Regions from separate parts of the Homo sapiens genome. Here region 2 is linked to region 1. A link is an interaction called in ENCODE POLR2A ChIA-PET data of the cell type or tissue named here. Cell type or tissue: B cell. All regions are shown on one strand. Region 1 overlaps EPN3 (epsin 3). Region 2 has its middle 22 kb from the start of WFIKKN2.

Evidence for each region. Peaks named below come from ENCODE experiments on the same cell type or tissue, not always from the same donor. Only the 100,000 strongest peaks of a DNase experiment are listed, where the experiment ranks them.
Region 2: POLR2A ChIA-PET joins it to region 1 with 15 read pairs; 2 of 35 experiments call an interaction of 5 or more read pairs at or near these places.

What each region holds. Positions count from the first base shown.
Region 1 is chr17:50,540,842-50,543,341 of GRCh38, reverse strand. It overlaps EPN3 (epsin 3), which reads right to left. Exons shown (of 10, transcript NM_017957.3): 7 at 2,280-2,500; 8 at 2,009-2,113; 9 at 1,648-1,878; 10 at 1-1,498. The coding sequence ends at 1,185. Among named protein-coding and RNA genes, the nearest start is that of SPATA20, 5.1 kb to the left of the region's middle. RefSeq lists an enhancer at 1-286 and a silencer at 1,023-1,462. In B cell, CTCF peaks have their summits at 1,105 and 1,318; DNase peaks (open chromatin) are centred at 1,181, 1,866 and 2,152; H3K4me3 peaks cover 1,410 bases; H3K27ac peaks cover 382 bases; H3K27me3 peaks cover 322 bases.
Region 2 is chr17:50,812,039-50,814,538 of GRCh38, reverse strand. No RefSeq gene overlaps it. Among named protein-coding and RNA genes, the nearest start is that of WFIKKN2, 22 kb to the left of the region's middle. In B cell, no CTCF peak of the experiment used is centred here; no DNase peak of the experiment used is centred here.

The DNA.
Region 1 (2,500 bases):
CTTGGTTTCCCAGACTCCACATAAACCCCCAGAAGGGGTCCGATTCCTCCTGTGTGGCTAAGACTGAGTTTCTCGCTAGCCTTGGCGAAGCAAGGGAGAGGGCAGAGTTACATTTAAGGTGACTCAGTAAAACAAAGGAGCCTGGGAGCTCCTGCACTTGGCTTCTGCCACAGCCGCATCACGTGCCCCTGGCTTGTCTACCCTGCTGCGCTCGAGCTCCTGGAGGTTGGATCCCTCCAAGGTGAGCCCAGCACTTTGTCCACAGCAGTCAGTCAATATTTGCTGAATTAAATCTGGGGCCCAGCCTGGGATCTCCAGGCCTTGGAGCCAGACTGTCTGACTCTTGAGTTCCAGCCCCGCCCCATGCCAGCTTTGTGACTTTGAGCATGCCATTCAACCTCTCTGAGCCACGGTTTCCTTGCCTGAAAAATGGGAGTAGTGCCGGCTGCAAGGTGAGATACCTGTGCAATCGCACTGCAGTGGGCTTTGCGCTTGGTTTCATGCTCTGTTGTCCCTGTTTTGAAATTCTTCATACGATTTTGAACAAGGAGCCCCTACATTTTTATTTTGTATTGAGCCCCACAGATTATGTAGCCGGGATCCTGAACGGAATTAACAATATTTTCTACCTCAGAGAGTCGTTGCAAGCATTAAATAAACTGATCTGCTTAGCACGTAAGCAGTACCCAATAAATAGGAACAAAGGCCTATTGTCTCTTGCTGTTAGCCCAACCCCAGTGCCCATGTGTGATAAATGAATGAAATGACCGAATTGAGTGACAGCCTGGCAGCATCTGGAAGCGAAGGTGCCTGGGTGACGGGGGATGGAGGTGAGGGTTGAGAAGAGCTGTAAAGGAAGCGGGGCAGTTTTGCACCCCACGTTGTGCAGCTGCAGTTTCCTAAACAGCCGGTGATCCACGCTGTGGTCGAGACCCGGCCGCCACACCCCGCAAAAAGTCCACTTGGTGAGAGCTGAGAACGAGGGTTCCAGTCTTTATTATGCGGGCGTTCAGTTTCTAGCTCCCGGGCCGTGGTCCGCGTCCAGCTTCCAGAGCCGCCGCGGGATACCAGCCGCCACTGGCTCGGCGTTCCACTAGCACCGGCGCCCCGCCCAGCCCCGGGTCCGGAGGCGGGGCCGCGGAGCGTCCGGCGCAGGCGCAGGCCGGTATGGGACGGGGCGGGGCTCAGAGGAAGGGGTTGGTGCCGGTCTGCGGGGGCGGGGGCCGCGGCCCGGCTGAGCTCGGCGTGGGCAGCAGCGGCTGCGGTGCGAAGGCTCCGGCCTGCGGGAAGACGCTAACCGAGGCGGGGAGGGTCAAGCCAGCTGGCACGCTGCTGAGCGGGAGGGGCAGAGAGGCGCTGTAGGTCATGGAGCCCAGGGGCGCCCCCACAGGCCCGCCTGCCAGGCCCAGCGCCGGCGAGCCGGTGCGCATCTGGTTTAGCGTCGGCCTGCCCGGCTCGCCCGCGCCGAACGGGTTGGTGGGGGACGGAGCGCTGAGACCTGCAGAACGAGAGTGGCTTTGAGTGACCCGGGGTTCAGAGCCCTACACCGGGAGGTCGTGGAAGTTGGGAAGAAGAGTGGGCTCCTCCGGCGGAGGCTAGGCTCTGAAAGCAGGAGCCCCTGGGTTGAGGGACAAGGGCATATCTTACCTGTCAGGAAGGGGTTCCGGGTCTTTGCAACCTGGGGTGCCTTGACCAACGAGTCAAGGTTGACCAAGGAGGAAGCTGAGGGACCCAGGAAGGACTCGGGAGTCCGGCAAGCTCGGGCCTCTTTGCTTGGCTGGGTTAGTGCTTCCCCTAGTATGCCCAGGTCCAGGGCATCTGGCTCCTTCGTGCCATTTTGCTTGGAACTGGGGCTGGGGTCTCCAAACAGGTCCAGCTCTGGAATAGAAATGCTAGAGCTAATTGGTGGGGAAAGGGATTGGCGCCCGACGTGGGAGGAAGAGGACAGAGGCTGCTCGGGGTGGGCCCCTCATTCCCCAGAGCCTCACCATCCCCTTGCCCTGCTCACCCACAGGGCTGCTGGGCTTCCCAGAGGGCAGGGCCTGCTCCAGCCCCTCCTTGGTCTCTGTGGATTCTGGAGGTTTGGCAAATGGGTCAAAGGTCGAGGCACCACCTCGGAAGAGAGAGAGGAAGAGGAGATGGGTTGACAAAAAGGGCAGGTGTTGGTCTGACCCCTTTCCAGAGAAGCTGTCCTCCTAACACAAACAGTATCTGCTGCCCCTTGGCCCTGCCTGGAAGTCCCCCAGCTCCTCACTCACACTCTCTGGCCCTCTTCTTACCAGGTGTGTCGGAGGTCTCCAGGGAGGCTCCCCAAGGGTCAGCCCCAGTGCTGGGGAGTTTGTGGTGGGGAGAGTTCAGGGCCCAGGGGTCTGTGGTGGGGGGCCCAGCAGGCAGCACTGGGGTCCTGCCCCAGGGCTCAGAGGAGGAGAGCATGGGAGTCAGATCCCAGGGCTGGCTTCGGGACAGGACGGTTCCTGAGGGGATCGGAGACCAGGGGTCT
Region 2 (2,500 bases), 270 kb before region 1:
GGGTTTTGCCAGGTCGTCCATGCTGGTTTCAAACTCTGGGGCCCAAGCGAGTCACCCGCCTTGGCCTCCCAAGGTGCTGGGATTACAGGCATGAACCACTGCACTCAGCAGCAAATTCCTTATTGCAGGAAAATCTATGAATCCTCCTTTCTTCCTCCTCCCTATCCAAGAGGCCACCAGATCCTACTGGTGGTGCCTCTAAAATATCTGTTGCCTGTCTTCTCTCTGTCTTGCTTGTTACGAATTAGTTTATTATGCCATTGCCCTGTCTGGGATTGGCTCCCCTACTCATCCCTCTGCCCTCTGGCTCCAGCATCTCTGTCACCAGGAGTCATAGTCTTCCCCTGAGGACCAACCCCAGGGCCTCTTAGCTTCATCTTCCTTCTCCTCCTCCTCCCAGGGATCTGCTCCAAGATGATGGATGTGACCAGGCCTCTCTGTGGGAGCTGCCACCTCCTCCTGGCCATGTTGCCTTGTCTCTCTCCTCATGGTCACAACATGGCTGCAGCAGTTATTCTATCTATCTATCTATCTATCTATCTATCTATCTATCTATCTATTCTAATCTATCATCTATCTATCCATCATCTATCTAATCTATCTATCATCTGTCTCTTATCTATCATCTATCTATCTAATCTGTCATCTATACTTCATCTATCTAATCTATCATCTATCTATTATCTATCTATCTAATCTATCATCTGTCTATCCATCATCTATCTATCTAATCTATCACCTATCATCTATTATCTACCTATTATCTGTCATCTATCTATCTAATCTATCATCTATCTAATCTATGTATTTATCTAATCTATATATCTATGCATCTATCTATGTATCTATGTATCTATCATCTACCTACCTATCTATCTATCATCTATCCATCCACTCATTCACCCATCTATAATGAATTTTACTCACATGAAGATAATAAATACTCAAGACTCATCCCTTCCTAATTCTTCTACTACCTGGCTGGAACTAGAAAAGGAATGAGAGTGAGCATACCGTCAGCAGAAGGGATGCCTACACTAACAGCCGTTAGTTAGCATCATTCAAAAGTCCTCTTGATCTGGTTCCTGCCTACTTCTCCAGCTCCGTGTCACACCCCTCGCCCTGTTGGACACAGTTCCACGCCATACTGGGCATCCTTCAGTTCCTGGAATCCGCCAAACTCTCACCCACCCCTGGGGGTTTTTCCTGCCACTGACTTCTAACCTCTGCTGGGTCTTGGTTCAGATACCACTTTCTCCAGGAAATCTTCTGCGACCTTCGGACTGGGTTGTTGACCACCTATGAGCTCCCATATCTGTCTCTATTTTATTTAATAAATATGTATTCGCCACCTCATCTGTGCCAAGACCTACTGCTCCATTGCTTGTTCTTGTCTGTTTCCCACTGGAACATACGCCCTGCAGGGGCCAGCATCGCATGCACCTTCCTCATCAGCATGTCCTGTGACAGCTAACAGCACGCAAAGCACAGGCCACAATGCCACACATTTTTGTTGGAGAAGAAAAAATGAATTAATTGTTTTAGTTGAGGTGAAATTCACACAACGTAAAATCAGCCATTTTAAAGTGAACAATTCGTGGCCGGGCAGAGTGGCTCACACCTGTAATCCCAGCACTTTGGGAGGCCAAGGTGGGCGGATCACCTGGGGTCAGGAGATCGAGACCAGCCTGGCCTACATAGCAAAACCCCGTCTCTACTAAAAATACAAAAATTAGCCAGGTGTGGTGGCATGCACCTGTAGTCCCAGCTACTAGGGAGGCTGAGGCAGGACAATTGCTTGAACCCAGGAGGCAGAGGTTGCAGTGAGCCGAGATCATGACACTGCACTCAAGCCTGGGCAACAGAGCAAGATTCTGTCTAAATAAATGAATAAATGAAGTGAAGAATTCAATGGTATTTCGTACAGTCACAGTGTTGTACAACCACTGCCTCTGCCTGGCTCCAAACATATCCATCACCCTCCAGGAAACCCTGCACCCATTAAGCTGTCACTCCCCACTCCTCCCTCCTCTTGGGTTCAAGTGATCCTCCCATCTCAGCTCCTGAGTAGCTAGGACTATAGGCACGCACCACTACACCCAGATAACATTTCGATTTTTTGTGGACTGTGTTGCCCAGGCTGGTCTCAAACTTCTGGGCTCAAGAGATCCTCCTGTCTTGGCCTCCCAAAGCACTGGGTTTACTGGCATGAGCCACTGTGGCCGTCTTGTTCTTCATTTTTAAAAGGAGACAAAAAATAAGGCAGTTGTGTCACTTTGCCTCTGAGTCTGAGGGTCTGATGCCTGGAACTATAGGAACTCTCTCTGAGGCCAGGAGCGGCAGCTCACGCCTGGAATCCCAGCACTGTAATCCCAAGGCAGAAGGATCGCTTGAGCTCAGGAGTTTGAGACCAACCTCAGCGACATAATGAGACCCTGTCTCTACAAAAAAATAAAAAACATCAAACATCAGCTAAGCATGGTGGTATGTGTTGTAGTCC